Regions from separate parts of the Homo sapiens genome. Here region 2 is linked to region 1. A link is an interaction called in ENCODE POLR2A ChIA-PET data of the cell type or tissue named here. Cell type or tissue: A673. All regions are shown on one strand. Each heading gives the region's core, and the rest is flanking DNA. Links, peaks and the distances in the headings are about the cores only.

What was found. ChIA-PET counts read pairs that join two places held together with the same protein. Peaks named below come from ENCODE experiments on the same cell type or tissue, not always from the same donor. Only the 100,000 strongest peaks of a DNase experiment are listed, where the experiment ranks them.
Region 2: POLR2A ChIA-PET joins it to region 1 with 13 read pairs; 7 of 35 experiments call an interaction of 5 or more read pairs at or near these places.

What each region holds. Positions count from the first base shown.
Region 1 is chr1:45,319,045-45,330,470 of GRCh38, forward strand. It overlaps HPDL (4-hydroxyphenylpyruvate dioxygenase like), which reads left to right and starts at 7,851. Exons shown (of 1, transcript NM_032756.4): 1 at 7,851-9,666. The coding sequence starts at 8,105. The coding sequence ends at 9,220. MUTYH (mutY DNA glycosylase) reads right to left here. Exons shown (of 16, transcript NM_001048174.2): 16 at 10,198-10,393. The coding sequence ends at 10,262. RefSeq lists a silencer at 4,853-5,147 and enhancers at 7,883-7,932, 7,943-8,192, 8,953-9,062, 10,411-11,345. In A673, for the core only: no CTCF peak of the experiment used is centred there; DNase peaks (open chromatin) are centred at 7,817, 9,317 and 9,537; H3K4me3 peaks cover 879 bases; H3K27ac peaks cover 781 bases.
Region 2 is chr1:45,426,855-45,438,280 of GRCh38, forward strand. The region is part of intron 2 of TESK2 (testis associated actin remodelling kinase 2); the gene reads right to left. Among named protein-coding and RNA genes, the nearest start is that of TESK2, 59 kb to the right of the region's middle. In A673, for the core only: no CTCF peak of the experiment used is centred there; no DNase peak of the experiment used is centred there.

The DNA.
Region 1 (11,426 bases), core at 3,427-11,426:
CTTCCCAACAGGACACCCTCCTGCTCCTCCAACATCTATTCTCAAAAGGATATCGCATATCCCCTCTAAAGCCCAAATTTCTTCCTCATCCATTGCCTATCTCAGCATAATTCTCATAAAAACACATGTGCTCTCCCTGCTGATCGTGTCCAGCTAATCTTCCAAACCCCAACCCCTTCTACAAAGCAAAAACTCCTTTCCTTCCTAGGCATGGTTACGTACTTTCACCTTTGGATACCTGGTTTTGCTATCCTGACTAAACCATTATATAAACTCACAAAAGCAAACCTAGCTGACCCCATCCTAAATCCTTTCCCCCACTCCTCTTTCCATTCCTTAAAAACAGCCCTAGAAGCTGCTCCCACACTAGCTTTCCCTAACTCATCCCAACCCTTTTTCATTACACGTAGCCGAAGTGCAGGGCTGTGCGGTCAGAATTCTTACACAAGGGCCAGGACCCCACCCTGTAGCCTTTCTGTTCAAACAACTTGACCTTACTGTTTTAGGCTGGCCCCCACATTATTTCTGATACCACACCTGACCCCCGTGACTGTGTCTGTCTAATCCACTTGGCATTCACTCCATTTCCCCATATTTCCTTCTTTCCTGTTCCTCACTCTGATCACACTTGGTTTATTGATGGCAGTTCCACCAGGCCTAATTGCCACTCACCAGGAAAGGCAGGCTATGCTATAGTATCTTCCACATCTATCATTGAGGCTACCGCTCTGCCCCACTCCACTACCTCTCAACAAGCCGAACTCATTTCCTTAACTCGAGCCCTCATTCTTGCAAAAGGACTGCATGCTAATATTTATACTGACTTTAAATATGCCTTCCATACTGCACCACCATGCTGTTACATGGGCTGAAAGAGATTTCCTCTTCTCAAGGCCGCTTTATTTCCAAAGGAAGCTGGAGTCATTCACTGAAAAGGCCATCAAAGGGCCTCAGACCCCATTGCTCAAGGCAACAATTATGCTGATAAGACAGCTAAAGAAGCAGCCTGTATTCCTACTTCTGTCCCTCATGGCCAGTTTTTCTCCTCATCAGTCACTCCTACTTACTCTCCCACTGAAGTTTCCACATATCAATCCCTCCCTACTCAAGGCAAATGGTTCTTAGACCAAGGAAAATACCTCCTTCCAGCCTCACAGGCTCATTCCATTCTATCGTCCTTTTTAACCTCTTCCATGTGGGTTACAAGCCACGAGCTCGCCTCTTAGAACCTCTCATTTCCTTTAAGACATTTGCCCTGCATTTCACTCCATCCTTGGCTACCTTCCCCTTGTTCTTCGGACTCTCCTCCTAGCTGTCCTCTTGCTTGCTTATACCTGGCCCCATGAATAGCAGTGAAAGGTTATTCATAGACACTATGCGCTTTCTCATACACCATAAAAATCGAACCTCCCCCTCTACCCAGTTGCATCATCAATCCCCATTGCAACCTCTACCTCCCAGGTACAAGTGATTCTCCTGTCTCAGTCCAAGTAGCTCAGATTACAGGCATGCACCACCATGCCTGGCTGATTTTTTTGTATTAAGTAGAGATGGGGTTTACACCATGTTAGTCAGGCTGGTCACGAGTTCCTGACCTCAGGTGATCCACCCGCCTCGGCCTCCCAAAGTACTGGGATTACAGGTGTGAGCCACCACACCTGGCCAGACTACCTGTCTTTTAACTAGCTCTCTGAGCTCTGGGCAGGGCCCACACTGAATCCTGGGTTTCCAAACCGGGAGAATTATTCTGAGGCTAGACTATCTGATGTTTTTACAGTGCACTTAAAAAAAATTTTTTTTTAAAACAAAGATATTTCTAAGTGTCTAAACTACACCCTTCTTTAAAAACCCAGAGTACCCTGTGTTGCAATAATTATTATAGTCAATATATCCGGTAACACAATACAAAAGCAAGCAGCTTAAAGGCTGAGATGAACTTGTCTGTTTACACTTTTGGGGTTCTATAAGGAATAACAAGTTTCTCCCCAAAAGGGAGTCTGGCAACTTCTCCGTTTTCTTAAAGGAACCCCAGGTGATTGTAAACTATTTTAGGTCCCTCATGCAGCAGAGGGTACAAGAGAAAGGAGAGACAGGAGAAGTGAATGAAGAAAACAGAATTCAGTCAACTAAGAAGAAAAAACTTTTCCTCAAAAATAAAGGACAACGTCCTAGGACAGAAAAAATAAATGACGGCCTTTGAATACAAACACACATATGCACACGTACACACACACATCTTGGATGTTAGCTTTTAATTAAGCTGACTTTAACCATTGAGCTCCTTTAAAAAAATGTTTTTAAATTTCATTACCATTTTTGAGCTGGGACAAATTGCCGCTGTTTCAGAAGCACAGCCATTGCTCTTTCAGTTTCGCCTGACTAGCAAAAAGGTGGCCTCGTTATGTAAATAAAGCCCCTAAAGGGGCTAAAGTAGTCAAAATCCAAAATCTGTCCTCTTTTCTCCCTTTTGCTGGCTGTTTTTCTCCCTCACCACACCGCCTTTCTTTTTTTTTTTTAATTCAACCATTTGAGAGGCTTTGTTCCACAAAATTTGGAACTTTCCTTTGGATTTGATCAAGTCAGATCTTTCACGCGCGTATGTGTGAAGACATCACCAAACAGGCTTTGTATAAGCAATAAAGCTTTTTAATCACCTGGGTGCAGGTGGGCTGAGCCTGAAAAGAGAGTCAGCGAAGAGAGATAGGGGTGGGGCCATTTTATAGGATTTGGGTTGGTAGTGGAAAATTACAGTCAAAGGGGGTTGTTCTCTGGCTGGCAGGGGTGGGGGTCACAAGGTGCTCAGTGGGGGAGCTTTTGAGCCGGGATGAGCCAGGAGAAGGAATTTCACAAGGTAATGTCATCAGTTAAGGCAGGAACCAGCCATTTTCACTTATTTTGTGATTCTTCAGTTACTTCAGGCCATCTGGATGAATACGTGCAGGCTTGGGCTCAGAGGCCTGACATTCCTGTCTTCTTATAGTAATAAGAAAAATAAAACAAAATAGTGTTGAAGTGTTGGGGTGGTGAAAATTTTGGGAGGTGGTATGGAGAGATAATGGGCGATGTTTTTCAGGGCTGTTTCGAGCGGGATTGGGGTGGCATGGGAACCTAGAGTCGGAGAGATTAAGCTGAAGGAAGATTTTGTGGTAAGGGGTGATATTGTGGGGTTGTTAGAAGGAGCATTTGTCGTATAGAATGATTGGTGATGGCCTGGATACGGTTTGGATGAATTGAGAAACTAAGCAGAAGATCCTGCTACAGTTAACTACTACAGTTAACCAGCCCAACCTATTCCTTTAATTCGGCCCATCCCTTCATTTCCCATAAGGGATACTTTTAGTTAATTTAGTATCTATAGAAACAATGCTAATGACTGGTTTGCTGTTAATAAATATGTGGGTAAATCTCTGTTCGGGGCTCTCAGCTCTGAAGACTGTGAGACCCCTGATTTCCCACTTCACACCTCTATATTTCTGTGTGTGTGTCTTTAATTCCTCTAGCGCCGCTGGGTTAGGGTCTCCCCGACCGAGCTGGTCTCGGCAAGAAAGAACTAAAAAGCTAAGGGAATACCAAAACAACCAAATGGATTCTTGGTTTGGGAACAAAATCGTAGCATGAGTCATCCCCATTCCTGGGCCATCTCCTAATAATATGCCCAGGACTAATGTTCTTACCCTGCCTAATAAACTTTTTTCAAGGATTTTTAACTGACAGGATCATGGCCATTTCACAGACAACTACCCCAAAACATCTACAGATGGCATTACTCCTATAGTCAATCCGAAACCAGAAAACTCTCCATCCCCGTCAAAAGGAAGTAGCCAGAAAGAACATGCCGCCCCTCTTTTTTTTTTTTTTTTTTTTGGGGGGGACAGAGTCTAACTCTGTCACCCAGGCTAGAGTGCAGTAGCATGATCTCTGCTCACTACAACCTGCGCCTACTGGGTTCAAGTGATTCTCATGTCTCAGCCTTCCAAGTAGCTGGGATTACAGGCATGCGCCCACCACACCTGGCTAATTTCTGTATTTTAGTAGAGACGGGGTTTCCACTGTGCTGGCCAGGCTGGTCTCAAACTCCTGACCTCAGATGATCCACCCACCTCAACCTCCCAAAGTGCTGGGATTACAGGCATGAACCACCGTACCCGGCCCTTTTTTTTTTTTTTCTTTTTTTGAGATGGAGCTTCGCTCTTGTTGCCCAGGCTAGAGTGCAATGGTGCGATCTCGGCTCACTGCAACCTCCGCCTCCTGGGTTCAAGCAATTCTCCTGCCTCAGCCTCTCAGCTTGCTGGCATTACAGGCGTGCACCACCATGCCTGGCTAATTTTTCTTTTTCTGAGACGGAGTCTCGCCCTGTCGCCCAGGCTGGTGTGCAGTGGCTCAGTCTCGGCTCACTGCAAGCTCCGCCTCCTGGGTTCACGCCATTCTCCTGCCTCAGCCTCCCGAGTAGCTGGGACTACAGGTGCCCGCCACCACGCCCAGCTAATTTTTTGTATTTTTAGTAGAGACGGGGTTTCACCGTGTTAGCCAGGATGGTCTCGATCTCCTGACCTCGTGATCCACCCGCCTCGGCCTCCCAAAGTGCTGGGATTACAGGCGTGAGCCACCGCGCCTGGCCTAATTTTGTATTTTTTTTAGCAGAGATGGGGTTTCACCGTGTTGGTCAGGCTGGTCTTGAATACTTGACCTCAAGCTATCCACTCGCCTTGGCCTCCCAAAGTGCTGGGATTACAGGTGTGAGCCACTGCACCTGGCTGCCCCCGTCCTTTTTATCACTATAGAGTCTGGACTGACGGAGCAGGAGCACTGCCATCTTGGACAAGCACTGCCATTTTAAGTTTTGCCTTGATCAAAAACTGCCTAAATCCAAAGGGCATCAGCCTAATGGCTAAGGTCAGCATGACCATAAACCACAAATGACATCTCTGACCAGAAACGTTCCAAGCCCCTCCCCAGCCAGAGACATGCCAGCCCCAAGATAACCTCCCCTTCGGCTGGAGAGGTGTCAGCCTCAAGATAACCTCCCCTCCAACCAGAGACATTCCAACTCCACCATAAACTTCTCCCTGACACAGAAACATTCCAAGCTCTCTCCAATAAATACTGTTAGTCTGGGCCAGACGCGGTGGCTCACGCCTGTAATCCCAGCACTTTGGGAGGTGGAGGCAGGCGGATCATGAGGTCAAAAGATTGAGACCATCCTGGCCAATATGGTGAAACCCGTCTCTACTAAAAAAAATACAAAAATTAGCTGGGTATGGTGGTGCGTGCCTGTAAGTCCCAGCTACTTGGGAGGCTAGCAGGAGAATCGATTGAACCCGGGAGGCGGAGGTTGCAGTGAGCTGAGATCTCGCCACTGCACTCCAGCCTGGTGACAGAGTGAGAATCCATCTCTAAATAAATAAATAAATAAATAAATAAATAGTCTGTAAGAGAGAGCACTCCTGACTGAAATCAGCCAGAAGCCCCTCTCAGGTTTGATTTTTGAGCTGCTTTTTGTGTTTCTTTCCTCTTTCTTTAACTCTTACTGTGACTTTGAACGGAATGGGAGGCAGATTGGCCCTAAGCAGTTCCCAGCTTGACTTTTCCTTTTAGCTTAGTGATTTGGGGCCCCCAAGATTTACTTTCCTTTCTTACTACCCAGGATTCCTTGGGGTGAGCTGCTCATTGAGTAGGCTGCCTAGCCTTTGGCCCATGCCAGTGAAGCCCCTGTCCCCATCTCTCTAGTAGGCCACACAACACCTTCTGGGAGGTACCACTGGCATTGTATCATGAGATAAAATAAAACAATAACTAAATAGCCAGGCATGGTGGTGTGCACCTGTAGTCCCAAGCTACTTGGGAGACTGAGGTGGAAGGATTGCTTAAGCCCAGGAGTTGGAGCCTGCAGTGAGCTGTGATCATGCCACTACACTCCAGCCTAGGTGACAGAGTAAGACCTCATCTCTAAAAAAACTTTTTTCTTTTCTTTTTTTTTTTTTTTGAGACAGAGTTTCTCTCTTGTTGCCCAGGCTACAGTGCAATGGCATGATCTTGGCTCACTGCAACCTCCGCCTCCTGGGTTCAAGTGATTCTCCTGCCTCAGCCTCCCGAGTAGCTGGGATTACATCTAATTTTTTGTATTTTTAGTAGAGATGGGGTTTCACCATGTTGGCCAGGGTGGTCTTGAACTCCTGACCTCAGGTGATCCGCCTGCCTCAGCCTCCCAAAGTGCTGAGATTACAGGTGTGAGCCACTGTGCCCAGCTCTGAAAAACTTTTTAAAATAAATAAATATTAGAATATGTGGGAAAATAAAATTAATTAAAAAAAAAAACAGTAACTACAATAGCAACAGCTACTATTTACTGAACACTTACTCCACCTCACTTAATCACAACTCTTTGAAGTAGGTACTATTATTTCCATTTTTACAGATGGGCAAATTAAGGCTCAGAGGCGTTAAGCAACTTGCCCATACAGACAGTAAGTGTTGCTGGTGATTCAAACCCAGGTCCGTCTGGCTTTTGGAACTCATGTCCTCACATTCACTGGTCTGCAGAGTAGCACCAAGTACCTTTTACCACCCTGACCAGCTCCTGGGTACTGCCCTCCTGCCTGCAGGCCTGAACACCATGACATCCAGCTAGCCCCTGTCCCCTATGACATCCTTCTCCCTCTTGCCAATGAAACCCAGTAGATCAGGCTGCCTGACAAAAAAATTTCTTGTGATGCCTTGGACTGTGGCATTCATCCTAAATGCCTCCCTAACAGCATGGCCCATTGCTCCTCTAAGAGTCTGGCTCACACTCTTACTGAGTTTTTGCTTATGCCCTTTGCCCTTCTTGGATGCCCTTCCCTAACCCTTCAAGGGCCACTCAGTTGAAGTTCCAGAAGACTACAAATTCCTCAATCCAGTCATCTCACACAATTCTGGGTTTCAGAGCCAGAAGTGCCCCCACCACAGAAATCTCTGGCTCAATGCCAAGTCAGGAAGCTGCAAAGAGCAAGGAGGGCCTGTGTTCCAGTCCTCAAAGGATGGGGAAGGGGAATGACAGCCAGGCAGCTGTTCCTTTCAGATCCCGAACCGTCAGATTTTTCCTCCAAATCTTGCTTGGGACAAGGGGTTAAATGATGTTGACAGAAGGGTGATTGAAGAAAGAGACAGGACTGGTTGAGAGATTGCCCAACACTTTGGGAGGCTGAGGTGGAAAGATGGCTTGAGCCCAGGGGTTTAAAACCAGCTTGGGCAATATAGCAAGACCCCATTTCTAAAAAAAAAAATTATTTTTAATTAGCTGGGTGTGGTGGCGTCCGCCTGTGGTCCCAGCTATTTGTGCACTGAGGCAAGGAAAATCGCCTGAACCCAGGAGGTGGAGGCTGCAGTGAGCTGTGATTGTGCCACTCCAGCCTGGGTGACAGAGTGAGACCCTGTCTCAAAACATATAAACGTGTGTGTGTGTGTGTGTGTGTGTGTGTGTGTATTCCAGGGAACATTAAGACTTAGAGGCAAACTCCAGAACTTAAAGAAAAAACATGAAAGTGCTAAAAAATTCCGTGCTTGTGGAGAGAGAATTCCAACTCTTTCCCTGAACCCGGGCTGAGTCCCTTCGCTGTGAGGTTGGGGGGATGAGTGGGAGCCCAGTGCCTGGCGCCGAGTGAAGGCAGCCATTGTGAGTTCCTGGGCTGGGGAAGGGAGGCTCAGTGCCCAAGGATGTGACCAGGCGTGAGGCCCGGGGAAAGAGCAGCGCGGCGACCCCGCAGTATCCGAGGCGACAGGGTGTGGGGGAGGGGGTGGGGAGTCAAAGGCGGAGTCACGGGCTCCGCCCTCTTTCTCCTGCTTGGCGCGAGCACAGGCACCGCGTGGTTCTCACAACCAGCAGCTCGGCTCACTGAGACCCGGTGGTCCAGACGCTGCTCCTGGCTGGGGTGGCGCTGCAGGGAGAACCGCGAGCTCTCAGGGGTCGGCGGGTGACTTCTTTCCGGAAGAAAGCGAGGAACGCGCTCTGCGGGGTGAGCCGGACTCCCCAACTCCGGACGATCAGCCCAGGACTGAGAGCCCCGAAGTCCCCAACCACAAGTAAGCGGCCCCAGAAGGACAAGTCTAGGTCGCCGTCCAGAGCGCCATGGCCGCGCCCGCCCTTCGTTTGTGCCACATCGCCTTCCACGTGCCCGCCGGGCAGCCCCTAGCCCGGAACCTGCAGCGCCTCTTCGGCTTCCAGCCCCTGGCTTCGCGGGAGGTGGACGGCTGGCGGCAGCTAGCCCTGCGCAGCGGCGACGCGGTCTTTTTGGTGAACGAGGGCGCAGGGTCTGGAGAGCCGCTGTACGGCCTGGATCCGCGTCACGCCGTGCCCAGCGCCACAAACCTGTGCTTCGACGTGGCGGACGCCGGCGCTGCAACCCGGGAGCTGGCAGCGCTGGGCTGCAGCGTGCCTGTCCCTCCCGTTCGCGTGCGGGACGCGCAGGGTGCCGCCACTTACGCCGTGGTCAGCTCGCCTGCCGGCATCCTCAGCCTGACCTTGCTGGAGCGCGCTGGCTACCGCGGACCCTTCCTACCCGGCTTCAGGCCCGTGTCCTCTGCGCCTGGCCCCGGGTGGGTCAGCCGCGTGGACCACCTGACCTTGGCCTGCACCCCCGGCAGCTCCCCCACACTTTTGCGCTGGTTCCACGACTGCCTGGGCTTTTGCCACTTGCCGCTGAGCCCAGGTGAGGATCCCGAGCTGGGCCTCGAAATGACAGCAGGGTTTGGGCTTGGGGGACTGAGGCTTACAGCCCTGCAGGCCCAGCCGGGCAGCATTGTCCCCACTCTTGTTCTGGCTGAGTCCCTTCCGGGGGCGACGACACGACAGGACCAGGTGGAGCAGTTCCTGGCCCGGCACAAGGGGCCAGGCCTGCAGCACGTGGGGCTGTATACGCCTAACATTGTGGAGGCCACTGAGGGGGTGGCAACTGCTGGAGGCCAGTTCCTGGCTCCCCCTGGGGCATACTACCAGCAGCCAGGAAAGGAGAGGCAGATCCGAGCTGCAGGGCACGAGCCTCATCTGCTTGCTCGACAGGGGATCCTGCTAGATGGTGATAAAGGCAAGTTTCTGCTTCAGGTCTTCACCAAGTCCCTTTTTACTGAGGACACTTTCTTCCTGGAGCTGATTCAGAGGCAGGGGGCCACTGGCTTTGGTCAGGGCAACATCAGAGCTCTGTGGCAGTCCGTACAGGAGCAATCTGCCAGGAGCCAGGAAGCCTAAGGATGCCCAGGGCTGGGTGCAGCCAGCTGTCCTGCAGCTCTGGGGAGACCAGCACAGAACTGAGGAACATCTGCAGGAGGCCCAACTAGTGAAAGGCTTTGCCTCCGGGGGGCAGGTGTGACTTCCATTTCATCAGTGCCTGCCAGAAGCTGTGTCTCTCATTGGGCTCCAAAGAGGTGGGATTTTTTAAAACTAAAACATTTCTTATATACAGTCTATAATAAATATGTAAGATACAAAGAACAATAAAAGAATTACACACTAGGAAATAGAACATAACCAATACTTTCGAGTCCTCCCTGTGTCCCGCTGTGATTCTATTTCCTCCCACCCACTCCTCAAATCCTGTCATTATTAGCCCTTTGCTTTTCTGTATTGTTTCACTCCGTATGTAACATAACCCTAAATAAATTATTTCGTATTTGAGGTAGGAATTTAAAACAGAACAAATCTTCTCCTGTGCTTCCTCTCCCCCTAGGGAGCGACCACTCAGGTGGGGAGGGGCTGGGTGAGAGTTGAGCCCAACTACCTACTCCAGAGTGATGCCACCACTCCAATTAGAGCTGACCTGAGACGTAAACAGAGGGTGTTGTGTGTCAGCCACTGGCAGGTTCTCCCTGTAGCTGCCTTGCCTTTCTCCTGGGGGTTGGAGGGCAGATCAGTCTGGACAGAACACCCCCACTCCAACCCCATCTGCCCGGGGCTGGCTGGGAGTTCAGCCAGAGAAAGTCAGAACCAAGCAGAACGTCACCACTTTTCTGGGTCCCTCCCTCAGATATAAGGGGTGAGGGGGCTAGGGAGAGGGTGGAAGGCTGTCCAAAATAGCTACAAAAGGGCGGGCGTGGTGGCTCATGCCTGTAATCCAAGCACTTTAGGAGGCTGAAGTGGGAGAATCACTTGAGGCCAGAATCACCTGAGTTCGAAACCAGTCTGAGCAACATAGCGAGACCCCCATCTCAAAAAAATACAACATAAAATAACTACAAAAATAAGCACTTTACTAACAACAGGATTCTCAGGGAATGGGGGCTTTCAGAGGTGTCACTGGGCTGCACTGTTGAGGCTGTGTGCATCAGTGGAGATGTGAGACCGAAAGAAATTATCCAGGACTTGCTGGCCCATGCGGGGCTTTTTCCGACTGCACGGAGAGGACACCTGGGACCTTTTGGAACCCTGTGAAAAAATGGAAGGAGGGAGGCCTTGTAGTTGGGGGAGGGGGAGCAGAGAATCCTCTCCTTGTCCTCTCTCCCTTTCCCCGACTCTACTGATCTAGCTAGGCTTAGCCTGGAATGCTGTAGAGCTTTCATCCTGCCTCAAGTATCTGCCCCATCAATCAACCCTCCAAAAGGCTGCCTGAGGGAATCGAATTGTCCTAAAAATGCAAATCTGACTCCTCTCTCCTCCACCTAAAATGAGTCAGCAGCCTAGGGCTCACACCCTGACTGACCCAGCAGGCCCTGCTGACCTTTCCAGCTAAACCAACTGCTCACAGCTCCTTGAGCACTGCAGCCTGCACTGGGCTCCACCTTTGCTCACACTACTCTTGGGACTGGAAAGAACATCGCTACGGTTGATTCCCCTCCCAAACCTGAAGAAAAGGATTCATTTCTAGGACGAAGATTACCAGCTGCTTCCTCCAAACAGCCTTTCCTGATCCGTCTCCCAATTAGAACTGATAGCTCCCATGGATGGGTGTGGTGGCTCACGCCTGTAATCCCAGCACTTTGGGAGGCCAAGATGGGCAGATCACTTGAGGTCAGGAGTTCGAGACCAGCCTAGTCAACATGGTGAAACCCTGTCTCTACTAAAAATACAAAAATTAGTTGGGTGTGGTAGCAGGCACCTGTAATCCCAGCTACTTGGGAGACTGAGGCAGGAGAATCGCTTTAATCCAGTTGTGGGAGATTGCAGTGAGCCGAGATCGGGCCACTGCACTCTAGCTTGGGTGACAGTGAGACTGTCTCAAAAAAAAAAAAAAAAAAAAAAAAGAACTGATGGCTCCACAATTCATATCCCACAAAACTCAGTACAGGCATTTCACACACCTGTGACACTGGAGAGTCCTCATCATTTTTTTCCTTTCCCTCTACCCTGCACCCCACAATGGAAGGTCTCCAGGTCAAGAACTATTCCTCCCTCCAGTGAAGCCTGGAGTGGAGAATGTTCACCCAGACATTCGTTAGTTAACTGACTAAAAACCTATGGA
Region 2 (11,426 bases), core at 1,285-9,284, 110 kb after region 1:
CATCACTGATCATCACAGAAATGCAAATCCAAACTACAATGAGATATCATCTCACCCTAGTTAAAATGGTTTTTATCCAAAAGAAGGGCAATAAAGAATTCTTGCAGGCTGGGCACGGTGGCTCACGCCTGTAATCCTAGCACTTTTGAGAGGCCGAGGTGGAGGATTACCTGAGGTCGGGAGTTGGAGACCAGCCTGGCCAACATGGTAAAACCCCGTCTCCACTAAAAATACAAAAATTAGCTGGGCATGGTAGTGCACGTCTGTAATTCCAGCTACTTGGGAGGCTGAGGCATGAGAATCACTTGAACCTGGGAGGCAGAGGTTGCAGTGAGCCAAGATCACGCCACTGCACTTCAGCCTCAGCAAGACTCTGTCTCAAAAAAAAAAAAAAAAAAAAAAAAAGAATTCTTGCAAAGATGTAGAGAAAGGGGTAAGCCTCGTGCACTGTTGGTAGGAATGTAAATTGGTATAGCCACTATGGAGAACAGTTTGGAGGTTCCTCAAAAAACTAAGAATAGAGCTACCATATGATCCAGCAATCCCACTGCTGGGTATATACCAAAAGAAGGGAAATCGGTATGTCAAATACATATCTGCACTTCCATGTTTATTGTAGCACTATTCACAATAGCCAAGATTTGGATGCAACCTAAGTGTCCATCAACAAACAAATGGATAAAGAAAATGTGGTACATACACACAATGGAGTACTATTCAGCCATAAGAAAGGATTAGAACCTGTCATTTGCAACAACATGGGTGGAACTTGAGGACATTATGTTCAGTTAAATAAGCCAGACATAGAAAGACAAACTTCACATGTTCTCATTTATTTGTGGGAGCTCAAATAAAACAATTGAACTCATAGAGACAGAGTAGAATGATGATGGTTAACAGAGGCTGGGAAGGGTAGTGTGGGGTGTGGGGGAGTGGGGGCAGTTAATGGGTACAAAAATATAGCTTGATAGAATGAAGAAGATTTAGTACAACAGGGTGATTACACTCAACAATAATTTAATTGTATATTTTAAAATAACAGAGTATAATTGGAATGTTTGCAACACAAAGAAATGATAAATGCTTGAGGTGATGGATATCCCATTTATCCCAATGTGATTATTACACATTGTATGGCTGTATCAAAATATCTCATGTACCCCATAAATATTATCTACTATGTACCCATAAAAATAAAAGTTTAAAAAAGATGCCCCAACCATCATACACAGTTATAAAACAGCAATAACATAGCTAACATTTACAGCATTTGCTACATACTAGGTACTGCTGTATAACTTCTTTATACATATTAACTTATTTAATCTTGAAGATAATCCTGTGAGACAAGTATCACTAATAACCTCATTTTACAGCCATGGAAACTGAGGCACAGAGAAATTAAATCTTTCTCAAGATCGTACATCTATTAAATGGCAGAGACACAATTTGAATACAAACTATGCAAAGAATATTGAGCCTGATACAGTCAGACCAACTGATTCAAGAAAAAAAGCACTGTGTGAACATTGCATAAATATTCTACCAAGGGATAATAATCATGATCTTGTATGTATCTCACAACATGGTCTTGTAATATAGAAAACAAAAACTGACAATGTAAGGCAAATGTGACAAATCTATGATCTTTATTTTTATTTTTTTTTAAACAGGGTCTCACTCTGTCACCCATGTTTGAATGCAGTGGCATGACCTCAGCTCACTGCAGCCTCCCCCTCCTGAGATCAAGCAATCCTCCCACCTCAGCCACTTGAGAAGCTGGGACCACAGCTGTGCACCACCATGCCCAGCTAATTTTTATATATTTTTTTAGAGACAGGGTTTCGCCATGTTGTCCAGGCTGGTCTCAAACTCCTGGGCTCAAGCAGTCTGCCTGCCTCGGCCTCCCAAAGTGCTGGGATTACAAACATGAGCCACTGCGCCCAGCTCTTAAATTCCTGATTTTTTTTTTTTTTTTTTTTTTTGAGACGGAGTCTCGCTCTGTCACCCAGGCTGGAGTGCAGTGGCGTGATCTTGGCTCGCTGCAAGCTCCGCCTCCCGGGTTCACGCCATTCTCCTGCCTCAGCCTCCCAAGTATCTGGGACTACAGGCACGTGCCACCATGCCCGACTAATTTTTTGTATTTTTAGTAGAGACGGGGTTTCACCATGTTAGCCAGGATGGTCTCGATCTCCTGACCTCGTGATCTGCCTGCCTTGGCCTCCCAAAATGCTGGGATTACAGGCGTGAGCCACCGCGCCCGGCCCCTAAATATTATGAGACATTTTAACACATCTCTCAAAAACTGAAAGCTCGCCAGGTGCGGTAGAGATCAGGAGTTCGAGACCAGCCTGGCCAATATGGGGAAAACCCATCTCTTAAAAATACAAAATTAGCCAGGCGTGATGGTGCGTGTCTGTAGTCCCAGCTACCTGGGAGGCTGAGGCAGAAGAATCGCTTGAACCCGAGAGGCAGAGGTTGCAGTGAGCCGAGATTGTGCCATTGCACTCCAGCCTGGGTGACAGAGCGCAACTCCATCTAAAAAACAGATTAAAAAAAAATTTTTTTTTTAAACCTGAAAGCTCAAGAAGACAAGAAATTAGTAAGGATATGGAACATTTCAATAACAAAAGTGGCATCTTTGATCTAATCCTTCCTCAAAGACAGGCATTTTTTTTAAAGTATATATGACAAAATTTATCAAAATGCTACTAAACAAAAATTACAGGAGGCATAACAGTTTTGGATTGAGTTCCTGCACTAGGCTTTAACAGACGAGACTAAAAATGAAAACGGAGTTACCCGTGCTAAAGTTCTACTAAGTTGTTCCACTAAGTTGTTATCTGACTTTCCAAGAAATCAGGAAAGAGAGATAACAGCCAATCACCCAAACTGACCAGCTTCAATCTTCAATTGGCATAACTAAAGTCCCTCCGCTTTAACTCTTACACAAAAGAAGTAGCCTGAAGTTAGTTGATACTAACAAATCAGTTACTTTTCTGTTGTTTGATATCCCTGCCTTTGCATTATAAGAACTTTGAAAGGGCTAATAATACACTCTCAGGTCTTTGCTTCTGCTTTTTTAAGCCCTTCTCTGACTATAAAGCCAAATTCTTCCACTCAGCTCATTGGTACACTTATTCTATTTTAGGAAATGAAGAGTTGCTGGACTCTAGAATAGCAATAAAGACTATTGAAGTCTTTAAACTATATTTATTCTAATTTTGTCCTTTAACAGATGTGGCTACCACAAAGGGACCTGAAGGAGACTGCTGAAGACCCTGAGACCCTAAGCTCTGCTAACCCCTTTTTGGATGAGAATCTGTCTTCTCATGGAGCCTAAAGAGTTGTGAAGATGGGTATGGTGGCTCACAGCTGTAATCCCAACACTTCGGAAGGCTGAGGCAGGTAGGCTGCTTGAGCCCAGGAGTTCGAGATAGCCTGGGCAACATGGTAAAACACATCTCTACAAAAAAAAATACAAAAATTAGCTGGTTGTGGTGGTGTGCACCTGTGGTCCCAGCTACTCAGGAGGCTGAGGTGGGAGGATCGCTTGAGCCCAGGAGATCAAGGCTACAGTGAGCCATGATCAAGACATTGCACTCCAGCCTGGGCAACACAGTGAGACCCTATCTAAAACAAACAAACAAACAGAAAAAATAGAGTCGTGAGTAAACCTCTCTCAGGTCTGAGCTCTGCTCTTTTGCCTTTGATCTCTCTGATCTCTTTGCCTTTTGGGATACCAAGGGTTAGTTTGTGTTGTGAGAGAGCACTTGATGATGAGACAGCTAGGGTTAGTTTGTACTGTAGCATGGCACATGACTTTTGGGTTTGTGGTGGCTGACAAGTCACTGGCAAGGGTTGCATCTTTTTGCTTCCTCTTTGGCGACATTTCATGTGTGGTTCTATAAAAGTCTTGAGCCAAGCCCCCAAGAATATGGCTGGACAGAAATGTGGGTTACACCTCACTTGCTACTAATATATGGACGGACAGAAATAGAGGTTGCGTTATATTTGTAGTTAGCGTAAAGAGCTACAGTTTTATAAGGCAGAATCACCCAAAAAATTCTGGAGATAATCCTCCAGTGACTTACACTTCCTGGACAAAAATTGAGCTTATGGCCTAGAACCCATCTACTGAAAAGTAAGCAGATTAAACAATACGAATTATTTACTCAACACCAATTTTCTTCTTTTTTGTGACTGAAAGAAACCCAACCTGGCAATCTTCCTTGCAACTAGGAGAGTCTATGTTACACAGTGCTAGTAAGAAGATGCAAGAGGCCGGGCACAGTGGCTCACGCCTGCAATCCCAGCACTTTGGGAGGCCGAGGTCGGCGGATCACGAGGTCAGGAGATCGAGACCATCCTGGCTAATATGGTGAAACTCTGTCTCTACTAAAAATACAAAAAATTGGCCGGGCATGTTGGCACGTGCCTGTAGTCCCAGCTACTCAGGAGGCTGAGGCAGAAGAATCGCTTGAACCCGGGAGACGGAGGTTGCAGTGAGCCAAGATTGTGCCACTGCACTCCAGCCTGGGCAATAGAGCGAGAACCTATCTAAAAGAAAAAAAAAAAGATGCAAGTGGAAATTGCTGCATGGAATTTCTGGGGATGCTATTGCTTTCTTGATGAAATTGTACTTTTTACTTCCCCCTTATTATAGCCTGGAACAAAGACATGATGCGCACATAAAGAGTAGTTATTAGGGATGCTCAACCAGTAAGTATAATGCAAATATTCAAAAAAATTTTCCAAAATCCAAAACACCTCTGGTTCCCAGCTTGTGGATAAGGGATACTCAACCTTTTACTGGCCACCAGTAAAAACCTTGCTTGAAGGGGTCAGAGAAGGATTCCCAGAGGAAGTCATCCTTCAGTTTTCTTCAAGAATAAGAAAGAGCTTGTCAAATAGAACAAGCAAGGAAAGGGCATACTGAGCAGGTGTAAAAGCATGTGCAGAGTCTCAGAGGAATAAGAGCATGGGATATTCTAAGGAATGGTGAGAAACTGGGTTTGGCTCAAGGCCTGGTGGGTACATGTTAAGGAATTGCAAGCTTGTGATGAGCCTAGCATGGAAAGCAAGAACCAGAAAATAAAAAATTTTTAGGGCAAGGCACAGTAGCTCATGCCTGTAATCCCAGCACTCTGGGAGGCTGAGACAGGAGGATCACTTAAACCCAAGAGTTCAAGGCCAGCCTGGGAAACATGGTGAAACCCCATCTCTACAAAAAATACAAAAAACGTTACCCAGGCATGGTGGTGCATGTCTGTGGTCCCAGATACTTGGGAGGCTGAGATGGGAGGATCACTTGAGCCTGGGCAACAAAGCAATACCCTGTCTCTACAGAAATAAAAATAGTCAGGCATAGTGGTCCCAGCTACTTAGGAAGTAGGTCTTGAACACCTGGCATTAAGGGATCCTCCTGCCTCGGCCTTCCAAAGTGCTAGGATTACAGGTGTGAGCCACTACACTAGGCCGAGTATTTATCATTTATATGTATTGGGAACATTTCAAGTCCGCTCTTCTACCTACTTAGAAATATACAATACATTGTCCAGGCACGGTGGCTCACGCCTGTAATCCCAGCACTTTTGGAGGCCGAGGCGGGCAGATCACAAGGTCAGGAGATCAAGACCATCCTGGCTAACACGGTGAAACCCCATCTCTACTAAAAATACAAAAAATTAGCCGGGCATGGTGGCAGGCGCCTGTAGTCCCAGCTACTCGGGAGGCTGAGGCAGGAGAATGGCGTGAACTGGGGAGGCGGAGCTTGCAGTGAGCCGAGATCAAGCCACTGCACTCCAGCCTGGGCAAAAGAGCCAGACTCCGTCTCAAAAAAAAAAGATATATACAATACATTATTAATGATAGTCACCATACTCTCCTATTGAATATTATAACTTTTTTTTTTTTTTTTTTTTTTGGAGATGGAGTTTCGCTCTGTCACCCAGGCTGGAGTGCAGTGGCATGATCTCGCCTCACTGCAATCTCCGCCTCCCAGGTTCAAGCAATTCTTCTGCCTCAGCATCCTGAGTAGCTGGGACAACAGGCACATGCCGCCACACCCAGCTAATTTTTTGTATTTTAGTAGAGATGGAGTTTCACTGTGTTGCCCAGGCTGGTCTCAAACTCCTGAGCTTGGGCAATCTGCCCACCTTGGCCTCCCAAAGTGCTAGGATTACAAGCATGAGCCACCGCGCCCAGCCGCTTTTTTTTTTTTTTTTTTTTTTTTTTTTGAGACCGAGTCTCACTCTGTCACTCAGGCTGGTTGCAGTGGTGCAATCTCGGCTCACTGCAACCTCCACCTCCTGGGTTCAAGCGATTCTTGTACCTCAGCCTCCCAAGTAGCTGGGACTACAGGCACGTACCCACCATGCCCAGCTAATTTTTTTTGTAATTTCAGTAGAGACAGGGTTTTGCCATGTTGGCCAGGCTGGTCTTGAACTCCTGGCCTCAAGTGATCTGCCCTCCTTGGCCTCCCAAAGTGCTGAGATTACAGGCATGAGACACTATGCCCAGCCTATAACTTACACTTTCTATCCAACTATATGTTTGTACCTATTAACCAACTTTCTCTATCCCACGCACCCTTCCCAGCCTCTGGTAACTATCATTCTACTCTTTACCTCTATGAGATCAACTATTTCAGCTCTCACATATAAGTGAGAACTTGCAATATTAGTCTCTCTGTGCTTGGCTTATTTCACTTAACATAATGACTTCCAGTTCCATCTGCGTTGCTGAAAATGACAGGATTTCATACATTTTTATGTCCAAATAGTGATCCATTTTTTATATATACCACATTTTCTTTTTCCACTTATCCATCAATGAATGCTTAGGTTGGTTCCATATATTTGCTACTGTGAATAGTGCTGCAATAAACATGGAGATGCAAGTATCCCTTTGGTATATTGATTTCCCTTCCTTTGGATAAATACCCACTAATGAGATTGCTGGATCATATGGTAGTTCTATTTTTTACTTTTTTGAGACATCTCCATACTGTTTTCCATAGTGACCATACTAATTTACATTCCCCCCAAGAATATAAGAGTTCCCTTTACGCTGTATCTTCATCAGATCTGGTTTGTTTTTTGTTTGTTCATTTTTGGGGTTTTGGGGTTTGTTGTTGTTGTTATTGTTGTTGTTTTTGAGATGGGATCTCACTCTGTCTCCCAGGCTGGAGTGCAGTGGCATGATCATAGCTTACTGCAGCCTCAACCTCCTGGCTCTAGGGATCCTCCTGCCTCAGCCTCCTGAATAGCTGGGACTACAGGCATGTGCCAGCACACCCAGTTAATTTTTGTATTTTTGGTAGAGACGAGGTTTCACCATGCTGCCCAGGCTGGTCTCGAACTCCGGAGCTCAAGCAATCGCACCTGCCTCCATCTTCCAAAGTGTTGAGATCACAGGCACTGGCCACCGTGCCTGGCCTGTTTTTGTTTGTTTGTCTAAGACAGGGTCCTGCTCTATTGCCAGGCTGGGGTGCAGTGGCATGATCACAGCTCACTCTAGTGTCAATCTGGGCTCAAGCGATCCTCCCACCTAAGCCTCTCGAGTAGCTTAAACTACAGGTGTGCACCACTACATCCAGCTATTTTTTTTTTTTTTTGTAGAGATGGGGTCTTTTTGTCTTTTTGATGGTAGCCATTCTAAATGAGATAAGATAATACCTCATTGTATTGATTTGCATTTCCCTGATTAGCAAATTTTTTATGATGTTGAGCATTTTTCGTATACCTGTTGACCATTCCTATGTTTTCTTTCAAGAAATTTCTGTTCATGTCCTTTGCCCATTTTTAAATGGGATTTTCGGGGTAGGGAGAGATGGTTTTTTATTTTTTACTGTTGAGTTGTTTGAGTTCCTTGTATATTCCAAATATTAGCCCCTTTTTGGATAAATAGTTTACGAGTATTTCCTCCCATTCAAAAGGTTGTCTCTTCACTCTATTGTTTCCTTTGCTGTGCAGAAGATTTTTAGTCTAATATAGTCCCATTTGTCGATTTTTGGTTTTGCTGCCTATACTTTTGAGGTCTTTGCCATAAAATCTTTGCCTAGACCAATGTCTTGAAGTGTTTCCTCTGTTTACTTTTCTTTCTTTTTTTTTTTTTTCTTTTTTTGAGACAAGGTCTCTCTCTCTTACCAAGGCTGGAGTGCAGTGGCTTGATCATAATTCACTGCAATCTTGAACTCCTAGGCTCAAGAAATCCTCCCACTTCAGCCTCCCAAGTAGCTGGGACTACAGGTGTGCACCACCATGGCTGGCTAATTTTTTATTTTTTTGAGTCAGGGTATCACTCTGTTACCCAGGCTGGAGTGCAGTGGTGTGATCACAGCTCACTGCAGCCTCAACTTCCTAGGCTCAACCAATCCTCTCACCTCAGTCTCCCAGGTAGTTGGGACTACAGGCACACGCCACCACACCCAGCTAATTTTTTTGTATTGTTTGCAGAGACAGGGTTTCACCACGTTGGCCAGGCTAGTTTCAAGCTCTTGAGCTCAGGCAATCTGCCTGGCTTGGCCTCCCAAAGTGCTGGGATTACAGGCATGGGCTACTGCACCCAGCCATTTTTTTTTTTTTTTCTAAAGACAGGGTCTCACTATATTACCCAGACTCATCTCGAACTCCTGGGCTCATGTGATCCTCCTGCCTTAGCCTCCCAAAGTACTGGGATTATAGGTGTAAGCCACTGTGGTCTAATTTTTTTTTTTTTTTTTTTTTTTTTTGTAGAGACAAGGTCTCACTATGTTGCTCAGTATTCTTTTTTTTTTTTTTTTTAAGACCCAGAATAACATGCTGAAACCCCTATGTTTTCTTCTAGTAGTTTTGTAGTTTGGGGTTTTACATTTAAGTCTTTAAATTATCTTTATTTTATTTTATTTTATTATTTGAGACAGAGTCTCACTCTTTTGCCCAGGCTGGAGTGTACTGGTGTGACTGGATTTGACTTTTGTATATAGTAAGAGATGGAGATCCAGTTTCATTCTTCTGCATATATAATATACCATGTTCTCAGCACCATTTATTCAAGAAAGTGTCTTGTCCCCAGTGTACGTTCTTGGTACCTTTGTTGAAAATCAGTTGGCTGTAAACACGTGGATTTATTCTGTTCCATTGGTCTATGTGTCTGATTTATACAAATATCATGCTGTTGTGCTCAGTATAGCCTTGTAATATATATTGAAGTCAGGTAGTATGATGCCTCCAGCTTTGTTCTTTTTGCTCAGGACTGCTTTGGCTATTTGGTCTCTTTTTTGTTTCCATACAAAATTTTAGGACTGCTTTTTCTATTTCTGTGAAAAATGACATTGGTATCTTCTTTTTTTTTTTTTTTTTTTTTGAGATGGAGACTCACTCTGTCACCCAGGCTGGAGTGCAGTGGCGTGATCTCGGTTCACTGCAACCTCCACCTCCCAGGCTCAAGCGATTCTCCTGCCTCAGCCTCCTGAGTAGCTGGGATTACAGGCACACACCACCACACCTGGATAATTTTTGTATTTTTAGTAGAGATGGGGTTTCACCATGTTGGCCAGGCTGGTCGCAAACTCCTGACCTCAGAAGATCCGCCTACTTCGGCCTCCCAAAGTGCTGGGATCATGAGCCACCGTGCCTGGCCTTTTTTTTTTTTTTTTTTTTTTTTTTTTGAGACGGAGTTTCACTCTTGTTGCCCAGGCTGGAGTGCAATGGCCCGATCTTGGCTCACCGCAACCTCCACCTTCCGGGTTCAAGCGATTCTCCTACCTCCCCTCCCGAGTAGCTGGGATTACAGGCATGTGCCACCACACACAGCTAATTTTGTATTTTTAGTAGAGACAGGTTTTCTCCATGTTGGGCAGGCTGGTCTCGAACTCCTGACCTCAGGTGATCCTCCTGCCTTGGCCTCCCAAAGTGCTGGGATTACAGGCATGAGCCACTGTGCCCAGCCAACATTAGTATCTTTTTTTTTTTTTTTTTAGACAGAGTCTCACTCTGTCACCCAGGCTGGAGTGCAGTGGCACAATCTCGGCTCACTGCAACCTCTGCCTCCCAGGCTCAAGCGATCCTCCCGCCTCAGCTTCCCAAGTACTTGGAACTACAGGCATGTGCCATCATGCCTGGCTAATATTTGTATTTTTAGTAGAGATAGGGTTTCACCATTGTTGGCAAGGCTGGTCTTCAACTCCTGGCCTCAATCCACCCACCTTGGCCTCCCAAAGTGCTGGGATTACAGGAGTGAGCCGCTGCGCCTGACCCAACATTGGTATCTTGATAGGGATTTCACTGAATCTGTAGATTGTTTTTGGGTAGCATGGTCGTTTTAACAATATTAATTCTTCCAATCCATGAGCATAAGATATCTTTCTATTTTTTTGTGTCCTCTTCAATTTCTTTCATTAGCGTTTTGCAGTTCTTCTTGTAGGGTCTTTCACTTTCTTGGTTACATTTATTCATAGGTATTTTATTATAATTTTTGTAGCTGTACTGTAATTGGGATTGCCTTCTAGATTTTTTTCAGCTAATTAGTGGTGTATAGAAATGCTGATTTTTGTGCATTGATTTTTGAATCCTGTAACTTTACTGAATTTATCAGATCTAAAAGATTTTGGTGGAATCTTTAGGTTTTTCTAGATATAAGATCATTTTATCTCCAAAGAGGAACAATTTGACTTCCTCTTTTCCAATTTGGATGCCTTTTCTTTCTTTCTCTTACCTCACTGTTGCAGCTAGGACTTCCAGTACTATGCTGAATAGGAGTGGTGAAAGTGAGCATCCTTGTTCCAGTTTTCAGAGAAAAGGCTTTCACAGCTTTTCCCTATCAGTATGCTATTAGGTGTGGGTTTGTCATATATGGCCTTTATTATGTTGAGGTATGTTCTGTCTATGACTAGTTTGTTGAGAGTTTTTATCATAAAGGGATGTTGAATTTTATAAAATACTTTTTCTAGATTTTGAAGGTTACCTTAACTCTGACTACCTGGAACAGTTAAATTCTGAAATGGCTGGTTTGATATGAGACAGACAAGCAAAGCTTCTTGGTTACAGACACACATAAGTGTTGCTCATAGATGTTGGGGTTTGGGGATGGTTCTGAATACTTCCAAGTAGTCTTTTTGGGAGCATTTAATTTTTGTTCCCCAAACAGTATTGGTATATACTGACATCTCAGTCACCCAATGACTCTGAAAACTGGTATGTCAGAAATACCTAATAGGCTTTCTCCTAACTTTTACCTTTAAGTAGAACATCTACTATCTCACATCATCCTTACTGCCCAGTTCTTAGCCATCTTAACAAAAGTTACTTCATATAATTCCATGACTATAGAGCTAAACTCTTTTCTGATAGAGTAGTTATTAAAACATAGAAGCACTGGCTGGGCACGGTGGCTCACGCCTGTAATCCCAGCACTTTGGGAGGCTGAGGCAGGTGGATCACCTG